Regions from separate parts of the Homo sapiens genome. Here all the other regions are linked to region 3. Evidence: read pairs that join two places in POLR2A ChIA-PET (ENCODE). Cell type or tissue: Panc1. All regions are shown on one strand. Each heading gives the region's core, and the rest is flanking DNA. Links, peaks and the distances in the headings are about the cores only. Region 1 has its middle 26 kb from the start of TAF4B. Region 2 has its middle 95 kb from the start of SS18. Region 3 overlaps SS18 (SS18 subunit of BAF chromatin remodeling complex).

The links. ChIA-PET counts read pairs that join two places held together with the same protein. Peaks named below come from ENCODE experiments on the same cell type or tissue, not always from the same donor. Only the 100,000 strongest peaks of a DNase experiment are listed, where the experiment ranks them.
Region 1: POLR2A ChIA-PET joins it to region 3 with 7 read pairs; 3 of 35 experiments call an interaction of 5 or more read pairs at or near these places.
Region 2: POLR2A ChIA-PET joins it to region 3 with 5 read pairs; 3 of 35 experiments call an interaction of 5 or more read pairs at or near these places.

Annotation. Positions count from the first base shown.
Region 1 is chr18:26,195,478-26,205,827 of GRCh38, forward strand. It overlaps the pseudogene NPM1P2. Among named protein-coding and RNA genes, the nearest start is that of TAF4B, 26 kb to the right of the region's middle. In Panc1, for the core only: no CTCF peak of the experiment used is centred there; no DNase peak of the experiment used is centred there.
Region 2 is chr18:25,990,887-26,001,236 of GRCh38, forward strand. No RefSeq gene overlaps it. Among named protein-coding and RNA genes, the nearest start is that of SS18, 95 kb to the right of the region's middle. In Panc1, for the core only: no CTCF peak of the experiment used is centred there; no DNase peak of the experiment used is centred there.
Region 3 is chr18:26,067,805-26,078,154 of GRCh38, forward strand. SS18 (SS18 subunit of BAF chromatin remodeling complex) reads right to left here. Exons shown (of 11, transcript NM_001007559.3): 3 at 10,272-10,350. Among named protein-coding and RNA genes, the nearest start is that of SS18, 18 kb to the right of the region's middle. In Panc1, for the core only: no CTCF peak of the experiment used is centred there; no DNase peak of the experiment used is centred there; H3K27ac peaks cover 2,633 bases.

The sequences.
Region 1 (10,350 bases), core at 3,369-8,368, 130 kb after region 3:
CCATTGCACTCCAGCCTGGGCAACAAGAGTGAAACTCCGTCTCAAAAAAAAAAAAAAAAAAAAAAGCCAGACCTGGTGGCGCATGCCTGTAATCCCAGCTACTCAGGAGGCTGAGGCAGGAGAATCGCTTGAACCCAGGAGGCAGAGGTGGCAGTGAGCTGAGATTGCACCACTGCACTCCAGTCTGGGCAATGAGAGAAACTCCATCTCAAAAAAAAAAAAAAGTTACTTTTACTGGCCAGGCAAAGTGGCTCATGCCTATAATCCCAGCACTTTGAGAGGCCGAGGTGGGCGGATCGCTTGAGGTCAGGAGTTCAAGACCAGCCTGACCAACATGGCGAAACCTCATCTCTACTAAAAATACAAAAAAATCAGCCAGGCATGGTGGTGCACGCCTGTAGTCCCAGCTACTCAGGAAGCTGAGGCAGGAGAATTGCTTGAACACAGGAGGCGGAGGTTGCAATGAACCGAGATTGAGCCGCTGCACTACAGCCTGGGTGACAAAGTGAGACTCTGTCTCAAAAAAATAAAATAAAATAAGATAGGGTGCAGTGGCTCACACCTGTAATCCAGCACTTTGGGAGACTGAGACAGGTGGATCATCGGAGGTCAGGAGTTCAAGACCAGCCTGGCCAACATGGTGAAACCCCATCTCTACTAAAAATTCAAAAAATTAGCTGGGCACGGTGGCGGGTGCCTGTAATCCCAGCTACTCGGGAGGCTGAGGCAGGATAATTGCTTGAACCCGGGAGGCAGAGGTTGCAGTGAGCCAAGATTGTGCCACTGCACTCCAGCCTGGGCGACAGAGTGAGACTCTGTCTCAAAAATAAATTAATTAATTAAATGAAATGTTACTTTTATTTTATTGAGAGAAAAAAACCCCAATATTCAAGTGCTTTATGTTTTTTCTCTCTCATGTCACCACGGTGAGATGATCACAAATACTTGATTTTAGGAATTACCTAAACAACTTATCTTTCCAGCATTAGATTACGGTTAAGTGGGTAGACAGAAAAATCTGTCACTATAGGTATGGAAATGCTGGATAACATCTAACAAATATGCTTTTAAATGCATAGGTAAGGCCAGGTGCAGTGGCTCACACCTGTAATCCCAGCACTTTGGGAGGCCAAGGCAAGAGGATCGCTTGAGGCCAGGAGTTTGGGACCAGCCTGGGCAACATGGTGAGACTCCCATCTGCACAAAAAATTTAAAAATTAGCTGGGTGTGGTGGTGCACATCTGTAGCTCCAGCTACTTAGCAGGCTGAGACAGGAGGATCACTTGAGCCCAGGAAGTGGCTGCAGTGAGCCATGATCCTGCCACTATACTCCAGTTCTGGGCAACAGAGAGACACCCTGTCTCAAAAAAATTGTAAATACATACAGATGTACATACATATATATGTACATAAGTAAACTCACAAGAAGGGATGGGAAATCCGGGACTGAAAACAGAAAGTTATGAAAATCAGAGAAGCAGCTGAGCAGATGCTGGTTCTGCTGTGTATACGGTTGTGTTGGCACAGGGAATAAGCATAATAGAGACTAGAAACACCCAGACGCTTACTGGATACTTGGTTTATGGCAGTTAGCATTGCATCAATGGGCAAAGGATAAGCTCTTCAATACACAATGATAGGACGACTGGTTATTCATTTGAAAAGAAAGAAAATTGAACCTCTGGCCAGGTGCAGTGGCTCATGCCTATAATCCCAGCACTTTAGGAGGCGTAGGCGGGCGGATCACCTGAGGTCAGGAGTTCGAGACCAGCCTGACCAACATGGCGAAACCCCATCTCTACTAAAACTACAAAAATTGGCTGGGCTTGGTGGCAGGTGCTTGTAATCCAGCTACTCGGAAGGCTGAGGCAGGGGAATCGCTTGAACTTGGGAGGCGGAGGTTGCAGTGAGCCGAGATGGCGCCATTGCACTCCAGCCTGGGCGACAGAGTGAGACCGTCTCAAAAAAAAGAAAGAAAGAAAGAAAGAAAAGGGCCGGGCGCGGTGGCTGATGCATGTAATCCCAGCACTTTGGGAGACCGAGGCGGGCAGATCATGAGGTCAGGAGATCGAGACCATCCTGGCTAACGCGGTGAAACCCCGTCTCTACTAAAAATACGAAAAATTTAGCTGGGCGTGGTGGCGGGCGCCTGTAGTCCCAGGTATTTGGGGGGCTGAGGCAGGAGAATGGCGTGAACCCTGGAGGCGGAGCTTGCAGTGAGCCGAGACCGCGCCACTGCACTCCAGCCTGGGCTACAGAGCGAGACTCCCTCTCAAAAAAAAAAAAAAAAATTTAACCTGTACTTAATACTATTTTAAAAAATCAATTTCAGGTAGATTAAAGACCTAAATATAAAAAATTAAACTTTAAAACTTTAGAAGACAATATAGAAAAATATCTTTACGATCCTGGAGGTAAGGACAGATTGTCTAGACAAGATGAAAAGTGTCAATACTTAAGGAAAAGATTGATAATTTAACTACCTGAAAATTAATGTAAATTTTTCTACATCAAAAGAGACCATAACACAAGTGAAAAGACAGGCTACAAATAGGAGATGTTTGTAATACATATAAATGATAAAAGATGTGTGTCTGGAATTTATAAAGAGCTGCTGATTGAAAGGAATACACCATACAACAGAAAAATGAATCATGCATGTAAACAGTTCACCTCTAACAGTTCAAACATTATTCCTATTTAAAATGCTACTTTTATTTATCTTACTGAGAGAAAAATCCCCAATACTCAAGTACTTTATGTTTTTTCTCTCTCATATCCCCAAGGTGAGATGATCACAAATATTGGGTTTTAGGAATTATCTTAACAACTCATCTTTCCAGCATTAGATTATGGTTAAGTAGGTAGAAAAAACTTTCACTACAGGTATAGAAATGCTGGATAAGATCTAACAAATATCCTTTTAAATGCATAGGTAAGGCCAGGTGCAGTGGCTCACACCTGTAATCCCAGCATGTTTGGAGGCCAAGGCAGGAGAAGAAAAAACCTAAATGATTTTCTCTTATAAGGATCCTATTAAATATTAAATGTTGTTCTACCAGACTAATAAAGGAAATGTATATTTATACCTAAGATGAGATACTCTTTTACAGCCATCAGACTGACAAAAATTAAAATGACTGTATAAAGTGTTTGTGAGCATGTGGAGCCAAAAGAACTCTTATCTACTGCTGTTAGAATTGTAGACTAGACAACTGCTTTGGGCAGCATATGAGTGAAACCTAGCAAAGTCAAAGAGGTATGTGCCTTTTAGCTAGCAATCCAGCTCCCAGATATGTAAGCCTACAGAAATTTGCAAACTATCTCACACAACAACACAACAACAGTTAATACAAAAGACTCCTTGTGATCCCCAAATATATGGGAATTTTCTCATCACCAGCAATCAAGCAATCAATTCCACAGCAAACATCAGTTAGGCATCCTGCAATTCCATTCCTACACTATCTACCTGGAAACAATGTCAGATCCCACAGGTTAAGGGCTCAATTCCCAAGACTGCCCCCCACCCCATTCAGATACCAGTTGCAAGTCCAGGCCTCCATAACTTCTGACCAACCCGTCGTTTGTGGTTCCTGCAGCCCTCTCTTTGGGTTCCATTAATTTGCTAGAGTGGCTCACAGAACTCAGGGAAACATTTCCTTACATTTGCCGATTTTTTACTAAGTATATTTTAAGTATATGTAAGTATATTTTAAAGGATAAATAACCAGATGAAGAGATACATAAGATGAGGGCTAGGTACAGTGATTCACAGCTGTAATCCCAGCACTTTGGGAGGCTGAGGCAGGCAGATCACTTGAAGTCAGGAGTTGGTGACCAGCCTGGGCAACACAGGGAAACCCCCATCTCTACTGAAAATACAAAAAATTAACTGGGTGTGGTAGCACACACTTGTAATCCCAGCTACTGAGGATGCTGAGGCACAACAATCGCTTGAACCCAGGAGGCCGAGGCTGCAGTAAGCTGAGATCACACCACTGCACTCCAGCCTAGGCGACAGAGCAAAACTGTCTCAAAAAAAAAAAAAGGCCGGGTGCAGGGGATCACTCCTGTAATCCCAACACTTTGGGAGGCTGAGGCTGGTGGATTACCTGAGGTCAGGAGTTTGAGACCAGCCTGACCAACATGATGCAACCATGTCTCTACTAAGAATACAAAAATTAGCTGGGCGTGGTGGTGGGAACCTGTAATCTCAGCTACTCGGGAGGCTGAGGCAGAAGAATCGCTTGAACCCGGCAGTGAGCAGAGATCGTGCCATTGATTGCACTTCCTCTGGATGACAAAGCGGGACTCCATCTCAAAAAAAAAAAAAAAAGTGAGAGACACATAGGATGAGGTCTGGGGGAAGGGGCGTGTACCATCTAGGAACCTCCATGTGTTCAGCTACCCAGAAGCTCTCCAAACCCTGTTATTTTGGGTTTTTATGGAGGCTTCATTACATAGGCATGATTGATTAAACGATTGGCCATTGGTGATCAATTTAATCTTCAGCCCCCTCCCCTTCCTGGAGGTCATGTGGTAGATCAGAAAGTCCCGATCCTCTAATCCTGCCTAGGTCTTTCTGGTGACCAGCTCCCATCCTGAAGCTGCCTAAGAGCTGCTAGCCATCAGTTAATAATTAGCATACAAAAAGATATCACTGTGGAGGTTCCAAAGATTTTAGGAGTTGTACCCCAGAAAGGGAGATGAAGACCAAATATTTGACAATGAAACAGGAGGCATTCAGACACATAGCACCTACTTTAGAGGCTGAGGTGGGAGGATCACTTGAGCCCAAGAGATGAAGGCTGCAGTGAGCCAAGATCTCATTACTACACTGCAGCCCGGGTGACAGAATGAGATCTCTGTCTCAAAAATAAAAATTAAAAAATCCCAATATGGTTTTGCTTTTCATTTTTGTTACTATAGGTGATGCTGAGCATCTTTATGTTTGTGTGAAAGCCTTTGAATTCTCCTTCTGTTAGTGATTGACATCCTTTGTTTAATTTTCCTGTGAGTTTTTGGTCTTTTTTCTTATTGATTTGTAAGAGCTTCTTTTTTCTTTTCTTTTTTTAAAAATCCATTTCTTTGTAGGAGCTTTTTATTTATTTGGGAAATTACCCTTTTGCCTATGTATTAAGGTAATGCTAGCTACTGTAATAGATTAACCTACACAATGGAAGTTTATTTCTCAATATGAAATCCTATTGCTGGTAGAGAGAAATCCTCTAAGCCAAAATCTAGGAAATGCTCCCCTTCCATTTTGTGGCTCTGCCATTTTCTTTTTTTTCTTTTTTTTTTTTTTTTGAGATGGAGTCTTGCTCTGTTGCCCAGGCTGGAGTGCAGTGGCACAATCTCGGCTCACTGCAACCCCCACCTCCCGGGTTCAAGCAATTCTCCTGCCTCAGCCTCCTGAATAGCTGGTACTACAGGTGCCCGCCACCATGCCTGGCTAATTTTTTGTATTTTTAGTAGAGACACGGTTTCACTGTGTTAGCCAGGATGATCTCGATCTCCTGACCTTGTGATCTGCCTGCCTCGGCCTCCCAAAGTGCTGGGATTACAGGCATAAGCCATCGCGCTCTGCTGTGGCTCTGCCATTTTCAAACATTCATGAGATTTCTGTGTCTATCTGTATTAAGCCACCAGATAGGAAAAGAGTTTGGAGGATCAATTGTGACTTAAAACAAACAAACAACAACAACAACAAAAACAGTCAGTTAAAGAGAGAACGGAACTTCCTCAACATCATAAAGGACATTTTTGGCAAGCCCAAAACTAACATCATACTCAATGGTGAAAAACTAAAAACTTTTCCTATAAAATAAAGGATGCCTGCTTTTGCCACTTTTATTCGTCATAGTATATGATGAATAGTATAGTAAGTTCTAGCCAAAGTAATTAGGCAAGAAAAGAAATAAAAGACATCCCAATTGGAAAGTAGGAAGTAAAATTATTTACAGATGATATTTGTTTATTAATTCTAGTACTAATAGACAAATTCAGCAAAGTGACAGGATACAAAATCAGCATGCAAAAATTAGTTGCATTTCTATACATTAACGATGACCAATCCAAAAAGGAAATTAAGAAAGCAATTCCTACTTGGGAGGCTGAGGCAGGAGAATCACTTGAACCTGGGAGGCAGAGATTGCAGTGAGCCTAGATTGTGCCACTGCACTCCAGCCTGGGTGACAGAGAGATTCTGTCAAAAAAAAAAAAAAGCAATTCCATTTATAATAGCATAAAAAAATACTTAGGAATAAACTTAACCGAGGAAGCAAAAGACTTACCCACTGAAAAATACAAAACATTGCTGAAAGAAATTAAAGTAACCACAAATAAATAGAAAGATGAAGGGGTGGGTTGCCCCTCCACACCTGTGGGTGTTTCTCGTTAGGTGGAACGAGAGACTTGGAAAAGAAAAAGACACAGAGACAAAGTATAGAGAAAGAAATAAGGGGGCCCAGGGAACCAGCGTTCAGCATATGGAGGATACCGCCAGCCTCTGAGTTCCCTTAGTATTTATTGATCATTCGTGGGTGTTTCTCTGAGAGGGGGATGTGTCAGGGTCACAAGACAACAGTAGGGAGAGGGTCAGCAGACAAACACGTGAACAGAGGTCTTTGCATCATAGACAAGGTAAAGAATCAAGTGCTGTGCTTTTAGATATGCATACACATAAACATCTCAACGCTTTACAAAGCAGTATTGCTGCCCGCATGTCCCACCTCCAGCCCTAAGGCGGTTTTTCCCTATCTCAGTAGATGGAACGTACAATCGGGTTTTTACCAAGACATTCCATTGCCCAGGGACGGGCAGGAGACAGATGCCTTCCTCTTGTCTCAACTGCAAGAGGCATGCCTTCCTCTTATACTAATCCTCCTCAGCACAGACCCTTTATGGGTGTCGGGCTGGGGGACGGTCAGGTCTTTCCCTTCCCACGAGGCCATATTTCAGACTATCACATGGGGAGAAACCTTGGACAATACCTGGCTTTCCTAGGCAGAGGTCCCTGCAGCCTTCCACAGTTTTTGTGTCCCTGGGTACTTGAGATTAGGGAGCAGTGATGACTCTTAAGGAGCATGCTGCCTTCAAGCATCAGTTTAACAAAGCACATCTTGCACCGCCCTTAATCCATTTAACCCTGAGTTTGACACAGCACATGTTTCAGAGAGCACGGGGTTGGGCGTAAGGTCATAGATTAACAGAATCTCAAGGCAGAAGAATTTTTCTTAGTACAGAACAAAATGGAGTCTCCTATGTCTACTTCTTTCTACACAGACACAGTAACAATCTGATCTCTCTTGCTTTTCCCCACAGAAAGACATTCTGTGTTCATAGGTATTGAATCTGTAGATTCAATACCACCCCTATCAAAATCCCAATGATGTTTTTGCAAAAATCAAAAAATCCATTCTAATCTGAAAATTAAGAAAAAGTGCTGGCCTAGCGTGATGACTCATGCCTGTGATTCCAGCACTTTGGGAGGCCAAAGCAGGCAAATTGCTGAGCCTAGGAGTTTGAGACCAGCCTGGGGAACATGGCAAAACCCTATCTCAACAAAAAATACAAAAATTAGCTGGGTGTGGTGAAGTGCACCTGTAGTCCCAGCTACTTGAGAAGCTGAGGTGGGAGGATGAGGTGGGAGGATCACTTGAGCCCGGGGAGGTTGAGGCTGCAGTGAGTTGTGATTGCACCACTGCACTCCAGCCTGGGCAACAGAGTGAGAACTTGTCTCAAATAAAAATTAAAAACAAATTTAGTGGCTGGGCATGTGACTCATGCCTGTAATCCTAGCACTTTGGGAGGCCAAGGCAGGCGGATCACTTGAGGTCAGGAGTTCAAGACCAGCTGGCAACATGGCAAGACCCCGTCTCTACTAAAAATATAAAAATTAGCTGGGCATGGTGGCACATGCCTGTAATCCCACCTACTCAGGAGGCTGAGGCAGGAGAATCGCCTGAATCCGGGAGGTGGAGGTTGCAGTGAGCCAAGATCATACCACTGCACTCTTGCCTGGGTGACAGAGTGAGACCTTGTGGCAAAAAAAAAAAAAAGAAAGAAAGAAAAGAAAAAATGCTAATTATGGCTTCCTATTTCTCTGTAGAAGAAAGCTAACTTACATAATCTAAACTAGTGCTTTTTATACTTTAATGTATATACAAATGTCTGAGGATCTTGTTTAAAATGCAGATTCTGACTCTATAGACCTGGAGTGTAATCCAATAGTCTTTTCTGTTAAGCTCCCGGATGATACCAAGGACGCACTAGCATCACCTGCAAACTTACTAGATCTCATTAGCTAAGTATTTAGGATAAATCTACATGCAGCCTGTACTTCGGCCTTTGTGATCTTGTCCACCCCTTTGATACACACACACCTCTTTGTTTATCTCTTGCCATTCCTCCTCTCCCTCCCTCAGCTGCAGCCACACTGGCCTCCCTGCTGTTCCCTGCTCCCTGAGGCATGCTCCTGCCCCAGGGCCTTGGCACTGTCTACTCTGCTTGGATCACTCTGCCTCACCCCATACTGGCATGACTTTCTTTCACTTGTTGCACAAATATCACCTTATTAGACAGGATTTTTCTGACCACAATACATAAGATAGACCTCGCATCCCCAATACCTAATAACACCTGAAATATGTGTTTGTGAAATACATGTATGCATGTGTTTACTGACTATTCCCCCCATTTCAACTGTAAGTTCCATGTCATTTTATTCACTGGTATATGGCCAGTGCCTGGAAGAGCTCCTAGCACATAGTAGACACTTAATAGATACTCATTGAATAAATAGCAGAAAACCATTCATTTAGATTAAAACTTAAAAAATTCAAAATCAGGCTGGGTGTGGTGGCTCACGCCTGTAATCCTGGCACTTTGGAGGCCAAGGTGGGTGGATCACCTGAGGTCAGGAGTTTGAGACCAACCTGGCCAATATGGTGAAACCCCATCTCTACTAAAAATACAAAAATTAGCCAGGAGTGGTGGTGGGTGCCTGTAATCCCAGCTACTTGGGAGGCTGAGGCATGAGAATTGCTTGAACCCAGGAGGCAGAGGTTGCAGTGAACCAAGATTGTGCCTCTACACTCCAGCCTGGGCGACAGAGCAAGATTCCGTCTTAAAAAAAATAAAAATTCAAAATCAGATGCCAGCTGCTTTATGCCTCTCACTTAAAAAATATATGAAATTACTGGCTAAGAAGATTTATTTTTTAATCTATTGTAGCACTTATATTTATTTATAATGGAGAAAACAATAGGAAAAGAGGTTTTGAAAAGTTCCCCAAATAGGTGATTCCATCCTGAGCAGCTGCTCTCTGGAGCAGTAGTCGTTTATCTCTGTCCATCTTCTCTCCCCACTAAGTGCACGCCTCCACCCCATGGGAAATTCGATGGACATGGACATAAGCCCCCTGAGGCCCCAGGACTATCTTTTCAGTTGTGAACTAAAGGCCGACGAAGTGATCACTTTAAGGTGGATAATGATGAAAATGAGCACCAGTTGTCTTTAAGAATGGTCAGTTTCGGGGCTGGTGCAAAGGTTGAATTGCACATTGTTGAACCTGAGGCAATGAATTTCGAAGGCAATCCCATTAAAGTAACACCGGCAACTTGAAGTGTATATACAGCCAACGGCTTCCCCTGGGAGCTTTGAAATAACACCCCTCCATGGTCTTACAGTTGAAGTGTGGACTTTGAAATAACACCCCTCCATGGTCTTACTGTTGAAGTATGGACTTTGAAATAACCCAGCCATGGTCTTTCAGTTGAAGTGTGGTTCAGGGCCAGTGTATATTAGTGGACAGCACTTAGTATCTGTGGAGGAAGATGCAGAGTCAGAAGATGAAGAAGAGGAGGATGTGAAACTCTTAAGTATATCTGGAAAGCAATCTGCCCTGGAGGTGGAAGCAAGATTCCACAAAAAAGAGTAAAATTTGCTGCTGCTGAAGAGGAAGAAGAAAGAGGAGGAGGAGGAAAGAAGGAAGAAGAAAGAAGAAGAAGGAGGAGAAGAAGAAGAGGAGGAGGAGGAAGAGGATGAGGAGGAAGAGGAGGAGGTGGAAGAGGAAGAGGAAGAAGAGGATTTTGATGATGAGGAAACTGAAGAAAAAGTGCCAGTGAATAAATGTATATGAGACACTTCTGCCGAGAACACCCAAAATTCAAACCAGAATGGCAAAGACTCAAAACCATCAACACCAAGATAAAAAAGACAAGAATCTTTCAAAAAACAGGAAAAAAACTCCTAAAACACCAAAAGACCTAGTTCTGTAAAAGACATTAAAGCAAAAACGCAGGTACAGAAAAACGTGGTTCTCTTTCCAAAGTCGAAGCCAAGTTC
Region 2 (10,350 bases), core at 1,771-6,770, 78 kb before region 3:
CTAGTACTGTTAGCTAGACCGATTAATTTTACATCTGTTCTAACATAAATAGCCAACAGGCATATTATTTTCAGATTCCTAAAGGTTAGTGAATAACAGTGGAATTAATTCTTGGTACATATGATAACAAACATGCTCTCCCCCTATTTATGTCCCATTTTTTTTTTAATAGATGACACTTAGCAGAGCTTCCATTTACAGTCGTCCCTGGTTTCCTACCAAGGTAACATGATCCTTTGGAAATTTGGAACTACAAGGTTTTGGAATCTGTATTACAAGGATGCTACAAAATTATGAAATTCACCAAAACTGTCATCCTGGATTTGGTTTGGATATGCTCCTAGTAACAGTTAACATTCGGTCTTCCTCATGGATTTACCCTGAGACTAGATTCTCTATCCAAGTCTAACCCAACTGGGGAAAGAGGACATATATATTTTAAAATATCACATTTCATTACTTTAGCACTGAATTGAACACTATTCAAATAGAAAGAATAGAAGAATACCTCTGGAAGCCTAGGCCTTCAGAGAATATCAAGATGAATTAATTATTGTCGTTGCCCCCAAGAAGTATATAATCTAGCAGGAGGCTAAGACAGTAGGCTGTGATCACTTATATTAGAGAGCTTCATTCAAAATACAATGTGGATTCAAAAGAAAAAGATGGGTTGAGAGATAGAGGTTGTTGCAATTGAGAAGAGCCTTGAAGGATTTTAATAGTAATCTATGGGGGTCGGGAGGAGAAGAATAGAAAGTTGAGGATGTCCCAGAGGGCAGGAATGCATGGGACACTCTTACTGTTGATTTAGAAGAACTTCATGACTCAGCTGGATGCAGTGGCTCACACCTGCAATCCCAACACTCTGGGAGGCCGAGGCGGGAGGCCAGGAGTTTGAGACCAGCTTTGCCAACATGGTGAAACCCCGTCTCTACTAAAAATACAAAACTTAAGCGGGCGTGATGGTGTGTGCCTGTAATCCCAGCTACTCAGGAGGCTGAGGCAAGAGAATTGCCTGAACCTGAGAGGCAGAGGTTGCAGTGACTTGAGATGGCGCCACTGCACTCCAGCCTAGGCAACAGGACAAGACTCTATATCAAAAAAAAAAAAAAAAAAAAAAAAGAACTGCATGACTTATCTTTCTCTGCAGAAACAAATTGAGTATTAAAACTGCTCCATAGATTTGTTTACATTTTGTTTTAATCATCACTGCTGTTGATCACAAATCAGTAAGCAAATCCTTAAATCTGTGAACATATCAATAGAATCTGAATAAATCGAGCTAGTTTAATGGCTAATATGAATACACTGGATTTTCTTTTAATGATTCAATTTGTTATCTGCCAATTGACCCCAAAGTTCTGGTCCAGGTATAGACAACATGTAGACAAGGAGAGCTCAAAGTTGGAACTCACCCCTTGGTTCATGCACACATGGTATTACGTAGAGCCACTGCCTCCACTTTCGCAACAGGTTTTTCAGAAACCACTACCCTGAGAAATAGTAGTAGTAACTATTTATTAGTGAAGTTTCATCATACATTGTGCATCTTTCCTTTCCCTTTTCTTCAGCAATATTGCAGAGGAAGAGTAAGCTTAACATAATATACATGATCATAACCCAGCAGAATGAACTGTAACCAAGGAGAACGGCTTCATCTAGTACAAGAGATGCAAGGGCTCTTTACTTGGACTCAGATGTCCTCAAATGACCACCTTCTCTATCTCTTTAGGTTGCCCTACCTGGAAAATAGGGCTAATTCAACTAACCTAGATAACTCAGACATGATGGGAAAATTAGCTATTTAGGGTTCATTGAGTGCATTCAATATGAAAAGCACGACGTATGTCACAAACACAGGGCTGTGACTTCAGGGGAGACAAGAAACAGCAGGCACAAATGAACTTTTAAAAAACAAAGGCCCTATTCTCATGTAAATACTCCACAATAAAGGCTATGGAAAGAAAGCAGCAGGAAATATAAAATATAAACAGAATATTTTCCATGAGGAGTCAGCAGATTTTATCAAGTTAATAAATTATTACAATACAGCATATAAAATCAAACTCATGCAGAATCAGACCAGAGAATATAATGTGTGGCTGCTGGGATTATCTGGTGGGAAGGATCTCATTGATTTTTATAGAGCACTGGATCTGGGAGATTTTAAAATTAGGCAAGGATGATGACCCAGTTTGGGTGGGAAAAGCTTAGAGAATCCATTCAAGGAAGAATATAGCCCAAGAAGTCTCTGGAGGTAGAGTTATTTTTAACCTTTCAGACCTACATGACATAAGGAGAATTCTGAAAACTGAATGCAAAGAGGAAACATTTTATGAACTTCAGTATCCATTTCTCATCGTCATCACCCTGGCACAGAATTTTAAAAGAGTGGCAAAGTTTATTTACACTTAAATAGAGATTTGAGGAAAATAAAATCAAACTTGCTTTCTTGTTTTTACCAGCATATGTGAGAACAAAGTTGGATGAATTTTCTTTTGGGCTCTGATGAGACCAAGAAATCCTTATACAAAATAAAAACCATAGCATTAAATACAAAACATATTAGAAGTGGGTATGTCAAATTTAAAAATCAGTGGTGGCCAGGTACAGTGGCTCATGCCTGTAATCCCAATGCTTTGGGAGGCTGAGGAGGGCAGATCACTTAAGGTCAGGAGTTCAAGGCTAGCCTGGCCAACATTGCGAAACCCTGTCGCAACTTAAAATACAAAAATTAGCCCGGCCACCACACATGCCTGTAATCCCAGCTACTCAAGGGGCTGAGGCAGGAGAATTGCTTGAACCTGGGAGGCGGAGGTCGCAGTGAGCCGAGATTGCACCACTGCACTCCAGCCTGGGTGACACAGTGAGACTGTCTCAAAAAAATAAAATAAGAAAAATCAGTGGAAAATTTGTAGGAACACTGAGAACTACAAAAAAAATTGTGTATTAGTTAGCTATTGCCAAAAACAATGCTGCATAACAAGCAAAACACTGGTTTTGTGCCACCAAAACCAGTGGCACACAAGAAGCACTTGTTTTCATGGTTCTATGAATCAGACAGGTGATTTTGCTTCACAAAGACTGTGTCTGCTCTATGTGTCTTTCATCCTCCTTGGACTAGTGGGCTAGCCAGGCATGCTCACATCATGGGTCTAGGCTCAAAACTAGAATTTTCACCCAATTCTGTTAGCCAAAGAAAGGACTATGGACAAGCCCAAAGTCATGAGCATGGAAGTATACTCCATCCATGTCGTGAGGATCCAACAAGGGTAAAGAACTGAGAATTCAATCAACCACATTTTGTTTCAAAGTTACATATCAGTACAGCTCTGAAAAAATGGTCCAGTCAGAGATCGAAATGGACCTGAATACAGAGACACACACTTTTAACAAACTATTCGTTGTAATGATGATGTTTCCAATTTCCTTTTCATCTAAGTGTGTATTTTCCCTTGTGCATATAATAATTCTAATGGCTGACACTAACTTATTTTGTTATAACTGCTTAAAAAATCTACAGCAGCCAGGCACAGTGGCTCATGCCTGTAATTCCAGCACTTTGGGTGGCCAAGGTGGACAGATCAACTTGAGGTAGGGAGTTCGAGACCAGTCTGGTCAACACGATGAAACCCCATCTCTACTAAAACTACAAAATGTTAGCCGGGCATGGTGGCATGCATCTGTAGTTCCAGCTACTAGAGAGGCTGAGGCAGGAGAATCGTTTGAACCCAGGAGGCAAAGGTTGCAGTGAGCCAAGATCACACCACTGCACTTCTGCCTGGGTAACAGAGCAAGGTTCCATCAAAAAAACCAAACCAAACCAAAACAAAAAAACAACTAAGGCATTTTTCTTTTTAAACTTAAAGAACTTTATAATGGTTCTATAATAGGGAGAGATTAGATCCCGTGAGATGCATTCCCCATACACTGAAAGGTTTTGAAAGTGTTATTTCTGCAAATTACAAGTACATTCTTAAGAAGGGTTCTACCATGTTACTGCTTCCATCCTTAGAGACTAATTCCACTACATGAATTTTGGGAGCATTTCAAACTAAATGAAGAGTGGAGGCAGCAGCCCCTAGATTTATATTCCATCTTCATTAACCCAATGAAACTCACAACAGGCTCTCAGAAGAGTTAAAGGCTCTCAGAAGAGGTAACTCTCAAAAGAGTTAAAGACACACTTTTAAGCTCAATTACCCAGAGAATCTTTTCCATCTGCAATATCAACTGTCCCCATGCAAGTATTCCTCTTTATCACCAGAAATATTAAAAATGGCTTCTTAAGATATAACTTTAACCAATCAGATAAAAATATCAGTACTGTTCCATTTTGGTAAAGAAACATACTTTAACACTGTTGGCTAAGAAGTAAGTTTATACAAGTTTTTTGAAAGCAATCTGGTGATGTATATAAAAGTTAGCTAGCTGATATGTGAAAATATCACATCCTGTGATACAGTAATTCTACTTCTGAGAGTTTATCTGAAATAATTAGCTAAGTGTAAAAAGAAGTATATATGCAATGTTCATTGTTGCATTATTCACAATAATAAAAAAGCAGAATCTACCTAAATCCTCATCAATGGGAAATTTGGTAAATAAGTAATGGTACTTCCTTCCATACCATGGAATATTCGGCAGCTATGAAAAAAGGCAAAACTATTTATCTAATCATGTTAAAAACCCAAGATGTATTATTGACTGAAGAGTAGCAGATTAAAAACTGTAATAGTATATATAATTTGTTTGTTTGAGACAAGATCTCACCCTGTCACCCAGGCTGGAATACAGTGGGCATGATCCCAGCTCACTGCTGCCTCGAACTCCAGAGTTCAAGTGATCCTCCCTCCTCAGCCTCCTGGGTAACTGGGACTAGAGGCATGCACCACCACACCCAGCTAATTTGTGTATTTTTTGTAGAGATCGTTTTTGCCATGTTGCCCAGATTGGTCTCAAACTCCTGGGCCCAAGAGATCCTCCTGCTTTAGCTTCCCAAAGTGCTGGGATTACAGGCATGAGCTACTCCATCCTGCCATACATACATAAATTTGTGTGTATATTTTCATATATTATATGTACGTTCTATATGTGCATATGTATGTATGAAAAGCTATATACCAACCTATTCACAATAATAATCTCTTGGGGGAAAGGGTTGCTTTAGTAGTGTGGAGGTAATCGTTACTTCTGTTTTTTTTTTTTATGCACTTCTGTATTATTTGGATTATTTGTAAAGCATGTGTATTACTTTTATAATACTTTTTCAACTAAAAAAATCCTTTCAACTGTTTTCACTTCCTCTGTCCTTCATACCATCTAAACACAATAAAACCGTGCCAAAATGGGTGCCTGTAGTCCCAGCTACTCCAGAGGCTGAGGCGGGAAAATGGTGTGAACCCAGCAGGCAGAGCTTGCAGTGAGCCAAGATCACGCCACTGCATTCCAGCCTGGGAGACAGAGCGAGACTCCATCTCAAAAAAAAAAAAAAAAAAAAAAAAGTTCTGCCAAAATCCCACATATGCAGAAACCAAAATATTTGGGTAAAATGTGTCATTGTAAAGTAAACAAAATGTTGGGGAGCCTACAACAGCTATCCACTGGTAGTTCTGGGTCAGGTGCCAGATCAAATGTAGTTTAGCTGTGGTTTGGTTTGTCTACTAGTGGTTGTGTCTATTCTGGTTTAAATATCAATAGAGACAATTCTGGGCTCTGTGCCTGGCTGGGACGTCAAAGAAAGTACCAACAATTCCAGTTATATCCTTATATCCTGGTTAATCAGTATCCATTTCATAGCATGAAACAGATGCTAAGTCTAGAAGACTTAGTATCTAGAAAACCAGTATCTAGAAGTCTTCTAAGTCTAGAAGGCTACTGGGATGTGGCAACACACCCTTTGCCTTCCCACTTCCAAAGAGGGGGGTTACCTGCCCCTTCCCAGGCCAGGCTCCACCCCAAACCATTCTCACCCCTCTACCCCCAGTATAAGAAACTCAGCCTGCCCCTGTTTAAGAATGGAGGCTGAATGAGGACAACAGCCAATACCAATCCCTCTATCTAACTTCACTTATTGTGGGTGTCTTGTTACAGGGTTTACCATATTTCTAAACCACAGATCCCTAACCAGACTGCTTTCATGCACTTTTTTCATTCCCTTCCATATTCCCCCAGTGAGAATTTTTTTTCCACTGTCCCTTCAAGAGCCAATTCAAATGTTGCCTCCTTTATGTGAAGCCATAGAAATTCTCCTCCTTGACTCTGATAAAATGCTTCACTGTCCTCTGATCTTCCCCACTACTTTGTGCTTCTGTCAACATTTTCTTGATCATTTTCTGAAGTCTAGACAATCAACAGAAATAATAAATGAAGCTCCAATTTGTAGCATTTCCCAATTTCCATGGTGTAAATATTCCCACTGTGGCAGTTTTCAAGTGACCAACGTAACATCACTAAATGCAAAGCTGGAAATGATGTGTGGTAGTATACCATTAAATATTCTTTCTATCATACAGATGCAATAGACATACATAATCTCAACAGCATTGATAATACAGAAATGTAGCAAACTAGAAAATAATGAGTTTTAAGTATTTATTACTTTTGTCTTTAATATACTTTATTTCATTGTAAATTTACACAATTTTAATAATGTCTGGGTTTAGCAACTGGCTTATAAAATTCTTGAAATTTTAACGATTGGCTCTCATGAGATGGTGCAACACACACTATTGGTTTAAGGTGAAGTGGAGAGGTGTAGGCTGGGACATTAAGCGTACAGGTAGCAGTCTAACCAGGGATATAGATGAAATTCCTCCTGGGAGAATATATTTAGTAAGAAGGTAAGAGAAAGCAGCTAAGGATGAAACCTGGAGAATACCTATATATATATATATTTTTTTTTTTTTTTGGAGACAGAGTTTCGCTCTGTCGTCCAGGCTGGAATGCAGTGGCGTGATCTCGGCTAACTGCAATCTCCGCCTTCCAGTTTCAAGTGATTCTCCTGCCTCAGCCTCCCGAGTAGCTGGGATTACAGGCGCCCGCCACCACGCCCGGCTAAGTTTTTATTTTTAGTAGAGACGGGGTTTCACCATGTTGCCCAGGCTGGTCTCGAACTCCGGATCTCGTGATCCACCCGCCTCGGCCTCCCAAAGTGCTGGGATTACAGGCGCGAGGGATACCAACATTTAAAGGGCAGGCAGTAGGAAGTGAGCAAGAGATGAGAAATAGCAGATGGAGAGGTAGAAGTGCAGCCAGGAGACAAGGTGGTCCAGAAGCCAGTGGAGAAGAGTGATTGAGAAAGAGGGAGTGGTCAGAGGGTAAAAGAAAACCAAGAGATGATGACCAGGAATGGAAATTATGCAGTCATTTATGGGATCACTTGTTATTCATTCAACGTTTTCTGAGAATTCACTTTTAATGAGTGTTCTGGAATGCTTGGAAATCAAAAAGTGGGACCTTTCAATCTTACTGTAGGCTGAGACCCAAAACACACTCCACATGAGGTGCCAGCCCACCTAGACAGGGTTTGCCAAGACTTTCCTCCTAACCCCCATCTGAAGGGCATAAAAAGAGTAAAATTAAAGTCATATCAAAATGGGAATTTCTCTGAAGAGTTTTCAGGGGCTGTGTATGATAACTCCATGTGCATTTCACTTACTTCAAGTCCAGGATGCCATTCAGAACCACCTTGGAATCATCTGAAGTTTCTGGGGCTTGGGAGACACAGTAGACTGATGTCTGACTCATGCCAGAAAAAAAAAAAAAGTGTACAGATGAGAGACAGGCTGAAGTGGCACAGAGTACACTCCATAGACACAGAGTCCAGGGCTACATTTGAGGACTTACTGTACTACCTCTAATAGGAACCTCAGCCTGGAAATTTTGTAAGGTATCATGCTTAAGAGAGTTTTGCCAGAGGGCTAGGTGACCTCTGCATAAATGTTGGGGGTATCATCATATGTCTGGATGTGGAGATCAAGGGCAGAAAATAGCCAGCAGTAAAATTCTCAGGACCAGAATTGGACACAGCCGCACATTTACCACATTGAATTTTCTTTCCTTAGTTTCTGTGACACAATTTCTCCTGGTTTTCTATCTCTTGATTTCTCACATTGTCTGACTAGTTCTTCTTTATCTACCCACTCCCTCCAAGTGTTTACATCTTCAAGGTTTCAGTCCTCCTTATATTTCAGGAACTCCCCTGGTGATATCATCCTCTCCCATGGCGTCAAATGTTACCCCTGTGTTTTATGAGATCCTATAGCTCCAGCCCATCCTATCTCTTTGATTCTGTACTTAGATTCCCAATTGACTATAAGCAATTCTAAATTAGCTGTCTCATGGGGTCATCAAACTTGAACCCTACACCTTCCCTCTAAAATATTTGCAAATGGCCGGAAGTTTATTAAAAACTTTTACCAAAAAATCCAAAATTCTACTCCTAGATATTTACTCCTATTCACTCCTAGAAATGAAAACGTATGGACACACAAAAGAATTTGTAAACAAATGTTCATAGCAGCATTATTCATAATAGCCTAAAACTGGAAACAATACAAATGTTTATCAGCTGATAAATGGAGAAGAAAAATGGGGTATGTCCATACAATGAAATATTACTCAGCACTAAAAAGGGGAAAACCATTACACACGACATAGATCAATCTCAAAATCATCATGCCAAGTGAAAAATTCAGAAACAAATGTTTACATACTGTATGACTTCAGTTAAATGAAATTTCTAGAAAAGGCAAAACTATATAGCAACAAAAAACAGATTTGTGGTTGCTGGAGCCAGGGATGGGGACAGGTTTTGCATACAAATGGGCATGAGGAAATGTCTTGGACTGGTGGAAGTGTTCTAAGATTGGATTGGTGATGACAGCTACCCAATTCTATGAATTTAGTAAAATTCATTGAGCAGTACACTTAAAATGTGTGAATTTTATGATATGTAAAGTATACACCAATAAAGTTGTTTAAAAGGAAGTTTTAGAGTAGTATGTAACGCACATAGCAGCACTAAATCATTTAAAAAATAAACACAATGTAATATTTACATCTGTGTGAGCCCAGAAACAACTCTGGAAGGATACACACCATTCCATTACTGCTGATTAGCTCAGGGGTAAAAGGTGAAATGAATTATATTCTTTACACATATTTAAATATATTTAACAGTATAAATAACAGATATACTCTGCTTTGAAATTTATTTTTTAAAATAACAGAGGAAACTAAAGATTTAAACAAAACAGAAGGGCAGCAAGAGACTCAGGTCTAGCAAGTAGCAGTGGACACTTATATATAGTAGAAAGAGTAATATGGGCCAGGCATTGTGGCTCACAACTGTAATCCCAGCACTTAGGGAGGCTGAGGCAGGAGGATTGCTTGAGGCCGGAAGTTCAAGACCAGCCTGGGCAACATAGCAAGATCCTATCTCGACTTTTTAAAAGAGTAATAGAATCAATTGAAAAGGTGGACTGAATTGAAAATAACTCACTTGACCACTCCCTTGAAAGTCAGAGAGAAATCCAAATGAACATGAGTAGAAGTAAAAAAGAAAAGAAGAAAAGTGCTATTCTCACTACTGCAAGAAAAGCAGAAGAAAGGAATATTTCTGTGTTAAGTAGCAAAGCTTTCTCGAGTACTTGAAAAACCAAAAGCTGATAGAATTATGTGGCCAACCAAAAATAAATATATACAGTCAAAATAAGAATAATAGGAAGGGGGATTTGCCCTGCTAGATATGCATTCATTCATGTTTTCAGTAAACATTTATTGAATACTCATATATACCAGGCTCTGTTCTGGGCACAGACACTGTAACTGAATACAAAGGAAAACAAAATCTCAGTTCTTGTGAAGCATATACTCTAGTAGAGAGGAATAAGCAATAAATGAAACTCAAGATGTGTGTGTGTGTGTGTGTGTATTACAAGTTTATAATATAGTATGTGAGTTGATGATAATAAATTGGAAAAAAATTAAAGAGGAATATGGAGTACCCAGGGGGAAGAGGTTTCTATTTTAAATGGGTGGTCAGGGAAAACCATACAATTGAGGTGACACTGTGCGAGACTGGAAGAGAGGAGAGTGGAGTGAGCCATGTGGATACCTATGGAAAAAGCAAAGGCCCTGAGACAGAAGTGTGATTGGCAAGTTCAAGAACAAACAAGGAGACATGTGTGACCTCCTTACATTAAAACATACTTTAAACCTAAAACATTTAAAGGGGTGGGCTTTAGGGCAAGGATAAAACAACAAAACAAGATAAATAGCCCAGAGAAAGACTTTAATATATGATAAAAGAAGCAACAATAAAACCAGAATGATGTCACGTAAAGG
Region 3 (10,350 bases), core at 2,755-7,754:
TGGTCCCCAACCTTTTTGGCACCAGGGACTGATTTTGTAGAAGGCAATTTTTCCACTGATGGTGGCCGGATGGTGGGAGGGGCAGGCGAGGGATGATTTCGGGATAAAACTGTTCCACCTCAGATCATCAGGCATTAGATTATCATAAGGAGCATGCAACTTAGATCCCTTGCATGCACAGTTCACAATAGGGTTCACCTTCCTGAGAATCTAATGCTGCCACTGATCTGAAAGAAGGCAGAGCTCAGGCGGTAATGCTCTCTCACCTGCTGCTAACCTCCTGCTTTGCAGCCCGGTTCCTAACAGGCCACAGACCCGTATCAGTCCATGGCCTAGGGTTTGGGGACCCCTGAAATAAGACAACATTATCCTGTTTATCAAACACTGAAAACATTATTAAAATACGAAATTTTAAGAAAAGTTATTTCTATAACTTTAAATGAGAATATAGATGCTTTCTTTTTTTTACTGTAATTAAAAAACAAGGTACAGAACAGGGTACACGGCAAGTTCTACTTGTGTAGAAAACAGCAAGGTATATATTTATATTGGCTTTTATTGCATAAAAAGCAGGTAGAAGACAGAAGTGACAGTAGGTTTTTGTATGGCTTTTTGTAGTCCTTGGTGTTCTAACCATAACAAAGTTACCTATGCTAAAAATTTAGTAAATGTTACAAATGTAATACAACCTGCTAATCTTCAAAATGTTCCACAGCTCTAAGCATGTGTTCCTTCACCTTACTTGAATCACACCTGTAAAAAGGAAACTCTGTAAGACCAAATGTTAGTCAGAGAAGTACCTTAACAGATGCTTTGCCAGGACAGTTGCTGAACCTGAAGACTAATATTATCATCTTTACTAAAGCGTGTGGAAGAAACAGCTAATCACATGCTACCCAAGGGCTCTGCTCAGAATGTCAAATATGATGTTACCAAAAAAAATGCAACTTAATTTCAAACAATATATAAAATGTAAGACTACATAGCCTCAATCAATTTTTATTTAACAGGTCAGACTTTTATTTTTTGTACAGATATCTTTGTAAAGATACTTACAAAAATTTTAAGTATATATTTAAATAAATTTAAAATTCACGAAGTATATTTGGCTAAACTGGGGATATTTCAAACGCAGTACTCACAATGAATTAAGTAAAAACAAGATAAGGAATTCCAATCAGCTTTCAGCCTTTTAAAATGAAGACATGCTTTTATGTACTCAACTTAGTGGATGGCATCACCATCAGTTGAGTCTCCAAACACTCTCTTCTACACTTTATATCTACTCAGTAACTGAATCCTGTTAGTTCTACTTCAAATACTCCAGAATCTAATGCCCCTTTCCATTGATATCCTCCAATGTGTACCTATATCTTTATTATCGTCATCATCGCCAATATTCACTGAGTACCTTTACATGTTGGACACCATGAACTGTTTTACAGCATTCTAATAAAATATATAATAAGTATTATCTTTCTCATATTATAAAAATCATTCATGTTAAACAGTATCAAATGAAGCTGACACCACAGGAACAGGAATTTTTTTCAGAATATTTTTCTGAAATTCTCAAAATGTCATTGGATAATCCATTTGAAAGGCAGATAAATTTAAGGTTCTTTATACTTAACTGTACATTAGAATTACCTAAGAAGCTTTTGAAATACTGTGACAGGTCTGCCACAAAGACCTACCAAAGTAAAAAAAAAAAAAAAAAAAGAAAAAGAAAGAAATACTGTGACAGGGCCCTCAGCCCAGATCGATTTAAGTTACTGGAAGTTTTTTAAAGTTTTCCACATAATTCTAATGTGTAGCCAAGGCTAAGAAACACTAGACTATATGATTATCTAGGTTCTTTCTAGCTTAAAAATGTTTGATTATACAGAAATATTTTCAGACTGTGAGCCTTAAAATGAACTACCACAATAGAAAGAACTATTTTCTCCCCAAGTTTTTCTCAAAGAAACATTAATGAATAAAAACTTTTCTTGAATGAAATTGTTCTCTCATAATTCTTTTCTAAACAAATGGTGCCTACCACTTTGTATATGCTAATACTAGCAGATGATAAAAAATAAATTAACAGTAACTAATATGAAATTAAAACATAGAAATGCCATTTCTTCAAAGTATGTTTGAGAAGGAAAAATCTGCATACACAAAAAAATAGTCACACTTTCTACTGGTAAAATTGTTCCTAGGTGCGGGGAGGGGATGAGGATTGAAAAATGACCTATTGGGTACAGTGTTCCTTACTGGGGGTAATGGGTACACTAAAAGCTCAGCCTTCACCACCACACAAGAAATCCACGTAACAAAACTGCACTTGTACCCACAAACCTATAAAAATAAATTAAAAATGGTTCCTAATTATGAAAATAAGTATGTCAATAGTTTGTTGTTTCAGAAAGTAAACACCAACTGAGAACCAACATTTAAATGATGCCTGCAAGGTTTACCAAGATAGGGCCCTATCTATCTACACTAAATGGAGCCAGAGTAGTGCACATTTTGAATTGTCAGCTTTTTATAAATTTTATGTCTATTTCTATGCCATCTTGGCTGTCAGGTAACACTGCATGTATATATGTCTGCTTATAGAACAACTTCTCCCATTTTTGCTATTTGCTGTCTCCTGGCTTAAAATTAAGAAAACAAGTCTGTTAAAATATGTGTAAGGTGAAGAGTAGTTCCCTTATAAAGTTATAATGCTTTGGCATTAAGAAAAAAGACACAAGGCTGAAACTAAGAAGTAAAATGCCTAAGTGTTAGTGCACTGGCATTAGAAGTTATTTTTCTCCTTTTATTCTCAGTGTTTAGATTCTTGACTTTTAGATTCTAGCTAGTGCTCGATCTTGGCCAGTTCCAAACACACGAAATAGAACTATAAATAAATAATTCTTCTCTTGAGATGACATGGGAAAAAACTGAAAGTTAAACTTATATATAATTATGAACACATTTCTAATTCCCACCCCATTCAACTGAAATGAAGTGAAAAACCCCATTCTAGAAAACTTAAGTAAAATCATCCTAAAACATAATAGTTTTTTCAGACTCAAGTATCTCAAACTATAGTTAGTAACATCCTCTCAGCAAAGAGCAGAAAATATTTTTAAAATGCCAGAGCAGATCTAAAAAAGAACTTATAGAAATTCTAGAAATAGAAAAATATATATTAGGAACTCAAGGGATAGGTATAACAGATTAGGCCCAGTGAAAAATGAACTGGAAAACTGGTCAGAAAAAAATATACTTAGAATGATAAATGGTTGGAAAAGTCTGAAGGGATTAAGAAACATAAAGATACAGTTACAAGGTCTAGTCTAAGTTTAACTGGAGTCTTATGGAAGAATTATTTGCTTGAAGAGATAATGACTGAAAACTCCCAAAACTGATGAAAGACATGAACCTACAGATGTCAGAAATCCCAACAGGCACCAAGCAAGATAATTAGAAAGAAATCTTCCAATATCTAACTACAGTGTGAGAAAAAATAAATTTAAGAAAACAGAAATCCACACCTAAACATACTAAAACCACTAAAAATCCTAGACAAAGCAAAACTCTTAAATGCAGTCAAATAAGCAGATTATGTTCAAAATATCAACAATTACATTGATATCTGAATTTTCAATAGATACAAGACAGAAAACAACGCAAGGATAAATGTAATGTGCTAAGTAAACAACAACTAACCTAGTATCTGTCCTTGGAAAATATCTTCTAAGAATCATGGTGAGCCAGGTGTGGTGGCTCATGCCTACAATCCCAGAACTTTGGGAGGCCAAGGCAGGAGAATCACTCGAGGCCAGGAGTTTAAGACTAGCCCGGGCGATATAAGACCCCATTTCTCCAAAAAATACAAAAATCAGCCAGGCATGATGGTGTATGCCTGTGGTCCTAGCTTCTCAGGAGGCTATGGCAGGAAGATTTCTTGAGCCCAAAAGTTCGAAGCTGCAGTGAGCTATGATCATGCCCCTATGCTCTGGCCTGGGTGACGGAGTGAAACACTGTCTCCAGAGGAAAAAAAAAAGAATGATGGTGAAATAAAGGCATTTTCAGACCCAGACCAAAACAAAACAAAAATACTGAAGGTATGTCTCACCAGCAAAGCAGTGCTAAAGGAAATACTAAGGAATGTTCTTTAGGAGGTGAAAAAAAAAGTGATCTAAGCTAGAAGGTCATAAATGAAAGGAGGAACAGAAAGCATCAGAAATGGTAAGTAACTATGTGGATGATCTAATGAACACTGACTTCAAAAAAAAGACAGTAATAACAACCACTTGTGGAAACATATAGAGACTTAAAATACATTACAACAACAACGAAAAGGTCATTGAGGGAAGGAACAGAAATGAAGTATTTTATGGTCCTTTGATTGGGATGTATATTATAATCTATACAGTAACCACTAAAAGAATAGTAAATATGTAAGATTTCCCAACTAGAAAGAAAAAAAAGGAATAATAAAAAACAAATTAATTATTGGCCGGGCACAGTGGCTCACACCTGTAATCCCAGCACTTTGATTGCTAGACTGAGTTAAAAAAAAAAAAAAAAATCTACATCCTACTCATAATATCGTTATCTCTAACACAAGAAAACAGAAAGGAGGATAATACCATGCAAACACCAAAGAAAGCTTATTTAGCTATGCTAATATCAGATAAAGTAGACTTTAAAAGCATTACTAAAGATAAGAAGGGATAATTCACAATGATGTTGCAGGCGGCGCGCAGCACTTTGGGAGGCCAAGGCAGACGGATCACGAGGTCAGGAGATCGAGACCATCCTGGCTGACAAGGTGAAACCCCTTCTCTGTTAAAAATACAAAAAATTAGCCAGGCGTAGTGGCGGGCGCCTGTAGTCCCAGCTACTAGGGAGGCTGAAGTAGAAGAATGGTGTGAACCCAAGAGGAGGAGCTTGCAGTGAGCCGAGATCACACCACTGCACTCCAGCCTGGGCAACAGAGCGAGACTCCGTCTCAAAAAAAAAAAAAAAAAAAAAAAAAACCTTAAAAGAGCTAAAAGGAAAATCAGTCAGTCCACAATTTGACTTGTACATTTTAAACATACATCTCTCAGTAATCGATAGAACAAACAAACAAAACATTGGAAAGACTAAAAAAACAACAATCATTAAGGCTACAGAGGATTCAAACAAGATTAACACACTTGACCTAACCTAATAGACATATATAGAACTCTGCTCTCAGTGGCTAAACAATACATATTTTTTTTAAATACACATGAAACATCTGTAAAAACTGACCATATGCTGGACCTTGAAACAAATCTCAAGGAATTCCAAAGAACTCAAATCGTAAAATGTTATTTAACCACAATGCAATAAAGCCAGAAATCAAGAAAATAAAATATCCATGTTTGGAAATTAAGAAATGTATTTTTATCAACCAATGCATTAAAAAATAATTATGAAAATTAGAAAATATTTGGAATTAAATAAATATGAATATACTACATATCAGAACTATGATTAGAGGAAAACTTATGTCCATTTTAAATGCATCCTTAGAAAGGTGAAAATTGATGAAAGAGGCATTCATCTAAAACTCAGAAGAACAGAAAAAAATATACCAAAAGAAAGTAAAAGGGAGAAAATCATAAAGATCAGAAATTAATCATAAACAAAAACATACATGAGGTGCCCAAGGGCAAAACTATTTCCATAAGATGATGTTTGCCTTTTATGCTAAGTGCACATTTATAATGATGGTACAAAAGCAATAGTGGATATAATTGCTGGAACCTCATTATGAATCAAGGCAATGACATCAAACTATTATTAGTCAATGTATTACTGGCTGCCACACACTTGCAGTTGAAGAAAGAAAAAGATAGTTTCAGTTAAAAATGTGCTTGATGAAGCAGTAAAAATTATTTTGTAAATTCTCCATGTCTTGTAAATAAATATTCAGTGACAAAATGGGAAAATAATAAACATTATCTGTCACAAAGTAAAATAATCAAGAAAAAGCAGTTTGTGATTGAGTTGCCAGCTGAACTAGGCACCGTTTTCACTGAATACCATTTTTACTTGAAAGAACAATTGTTAACTGTATTTATCTAGGCATGGGTATTTGGCAGACATTTTCTCAAAAACAAACATAGTGAGCAAGAAAATCAACTAATAACATTTGTTGCCAAGATCACATTTGAATTTCCAAGCAAGAACTTGGAATGTGCAAACTTATCTACGACCTTGAGCTTGACAGCATCCCCATACTTAGGCACTTTTCTGATGAGATTAGAGGTGATTTTAACCAATGTAGTCTTTGGTATCACACAGAAAAATGTTAATGTTTGGAAGAACTGTTTAACTCAGTAAACTTATACTTTCCAAATCACCAAAGCATGATGTTATAAAATTATACATGAGTAAAAATCTATTCAAAGTGTAATAAAGACCAATGGGCTTAAATGTACCAGAGTAAGAAAAATGTAATGATACAATTTAAGATTCCACACCACAACTAACCTTAAAAAAAAAAAAAAACTTACTGAGTTCTGCTGTAATATCAAACAAGGTTATCCCCAAAAATCTGAAAAGGCTATTAAAATATTCTTCCCCTTTCTAACTACATGTCTGTGTGAGACTGCATTTTCTGCTACAACCGAAACAAGATACTACAATAGACTGAATGCAGAAGTAGATGTGAAAATATAGTGTCTTCTATTAAGCCAGACATTTAACAGAAACTTGCAAAAACGTAACATGATGCCATTCATCTCACAAAGATAGTTATTTTTCCTTTAAAGAATGTTATTTATATTAACATGCAATAAGTTTATTATTTTTAACAAATTTTTTAGATTTGTTTTAATTTCACAACTGAGAAAAATTTATAATTTATATTAACAATATAACCTACATCAAGTTCTTTTAAGTCCTCAGTAATTTTTAAGAATGTAACAGGGTTCTGAGACCAAAAGGTTTGAAAAATGCTGCAACAGAGCACAATCAAAACCAAAAGTTGATTCTTTGAAAAGACTTAAAAAACCCATAATAAACATCTGGCAAGAATGATCAAAAAATATTTCAAAGCAGAAGTCACAAATAATGACATTAAAAAGAAAATTATCACTACAGACAGTGTTGACATTAGGAAAATAAGATTATTTCAAGAGCTTTTACTTTATTTTCATGCTAATTAATGTTCAAATTTATTAAAATGCTAAAAACCACAACTTACCAAAATAGGCAATTTATAAAATATAGAAATTGTCCTATAACAATTAAAGAAGTAAGTAAATAAAAACTTCCTTGCAAAGAAAACTTCAGATTCAGATGGCTTTTCTAAAGAATTGTACCAATCATTTAACAAAGAAATAGAAATATTATGTAAATTCTTCTGGATAAGAAAAAGTAGAAAATTCTCCAGCTCCTTTTATAAAGCTAGCATAGCCTCAAAATAAAAACCAGACGAAGGCATTATAAGAAAGAAAAATTACAGGTCAATCACACTCACAAACAAAGATGCAAAAATCCTAACCAAAATTTTAACAAACTGAATATCGCAATTTCTTTAAAAACATCATGACCAAGTGGGTCATCAACAAGTAGGTTAATTACAAGAATGCAAGACTGACTGAGCATTAAAAGTATATCAGTATATTTTACCACATTAACAGATTAAAGAAGAAAAAGTCTTATAATCATCTCATTCGATGCAATAAAAGTACTTGATAAAATTTAACATCCATTCAACATATAAATTTTTACTTAGCACATCAGAAACAGAAAGGAGCTTCCTTAATCTGACAAGTTATCTATGAAACACTACAGCAAACATCATACTTAATGGTCAAACAGTGAAAGCTTTCCCTTTGAGATCAGGAACAAGACAAGGATGTCCTCTATCACCACTTCTATTCAGGAATGTAATGGAGGTCATAGCCAGAGAAGTAAGGCAAGAAAAAGAAATAAAAGGTGTAAGGATTGACAAGAAAGAAACAAAACTGATTATTCACAAATGATATGATCATGAATACAGAAAACTGAAAGCATCTACAGAAAAACTCAGAAGCAAGAGCTGAACAAGAATGTGAGATTCAAATTAATTGCATTTCCATGTAAACAGCAAATGCAGCTAGAAAATAAAACTTAAAAGACAAAGATTCGATTTAAAATGGCCTCAAAAAATATAAAGTATTAAATATCTAGCAATAAGCCCAATGAGAGATGTGCAAACCATCTACAGGGAAAAATCATAAAACTTCATTGACAGACATTAAAGAACTAAATAAATGAAAATATATGCAATGCTCACGATTTGGAAAACTCAATTTTGTAAAGATATCAAGTCTTCCCAAATTGATTTACAGTCAAGGTAATCTGAATGAAAATCCCTACAGGATTACGTATATGTGTATATAACCTGACATACTGATGTTTAAGTGTATATGGAAATGCAAAGAACCAACAGCCAAGATATTCTTGGAAAAAAAAAAAAGGAATAAGATTAAGTATAACAAGAGAGTGGAATTCATAAAAACAGACCAAGGAAACGATATAAACAGATCAGACACAGACCCACATATAAACGGACACCTGATACAACATAGATTGCATGACAAAATATCTTGTTTTTCCAAGAAATAATAATGGGACAAAAAACCATCCACATGGAAACAAATGAAACTGAACCTATTCCTCACATTATTCACGAAAATAAATTCTACCTAGCTGGTAGTCAAGTTGATGACAACTGCCACATGAAGAACTATTTCAACTTCAAAACTAAATATACTGATTAAAATATCCCCAGTGGGATGTATCTTAGGGACAAGCATCTTATTGTTAGTGTTAGTTTTGGTACCATTACATTGTTATATGTTTTATATAAAGTAGCATACAGCAAATCACAAAAACAAAGAAGCTATGAAATACTTGAGTCATGTCAGAGGAACACAGGAGCCAAATGAAGAGGCTTCCATTGATCAGAGAAACAAAATTTCAACATAACAAAGAATGACTGCAAGGGATTTAAACATTAAAAATCCAAAAATGTATTAAATTCAGATAATAAAAACAAAAATATTAAAATGGTAACCTACACAGGTTGCTAGAGACCAACTCATTCTGAAAATTGATAAAGGGACAGAATCAAGCATTTATCATGACTTTCCTATGGGGACTCTCTAGTTTCAGGATAACCAAATATTTAATGAAAGGAAGTTTATCTTTTTAAAATAATTACAGCTAATAAATGCAAGAGGGATTATAGAATTAGAAATTCACCATTCTGTGATCCCAAAGTGAAATACAGGATCTGGTCCACAAGCATCAATGACCATTAAAACCATTAAGTGATAGGTAGACAGGGAACTTTATAATGGATTGATCAGGCTGGTATCAAGTATACCCATTGATCAATCTTAACATTACTAAAAATGGAACAACCAAACATGTTCTTCCTGATCTGATATTATGGGAAATACAAAGCACCGCCAACAAAATACTCTTACCAAAAATCTAAACCTCACTAATTAAGCCTCTCTAATTACCAGTTTACATGAAATAAGAGAAACAAAGGAACACGTTAAAGGACCATGAGAATACAATTAGCCAAATGCAGAATGTTAAAAATTCTACACAATATATGACCCAGTTCCTTTAACAAATAAATGAAGATTTAAAAAGATAAAATGATACAGATTAAAAGAGACTAAGACACATATCAACCAATGCACTACGTGTACCTTGTTTGGATTCTGAGGCAAACAACTGTTTAAAAATTTAGAGTTTTTAATCGCTGCTCGGCCTTTTGGCTAAGATCACGTGTAAAACATTTAGGTTTGTTTTAGATAACGGATAAAAATTGAAAATAAATTGAATATTGTAAGACAGAAAGAAATTATGGTTAACTTAGTTGGGTATGAGAATAGTCCTGTCTGACAGAGATGCATATGGAAATACAGTATTTACTGGTCAAACTGTAAGATGTCTGGGACTTGCTGTGAAACATTTCAGATTAACAAATTACTTGTGCAATTAAAAATTAAAATAGGTAGGTAGGTAAACAGGTAAACGAATATAACCTTCTCAGGGACAGAATCAATTTTAGGTGAATTCAAATTAAATATAAAAGCAAAACAAAGCTTTTAGATAACATAGAATACTTTCATGTTCTCAGAGTAAAGCAGGATTTACTAAACAAAACTTAAAAATCATTCAACAAAAATGTGCCATACCATATGTAACTATAAAGATTGTCTACTTCACATGATTTTAAAGATACTTACTGCTGGTAAAAGAGACTGCATATTTTGATTAGAATCTGCTATTGTAGCAAGGTATACCAAGTTTGTGTGCAACATCTGC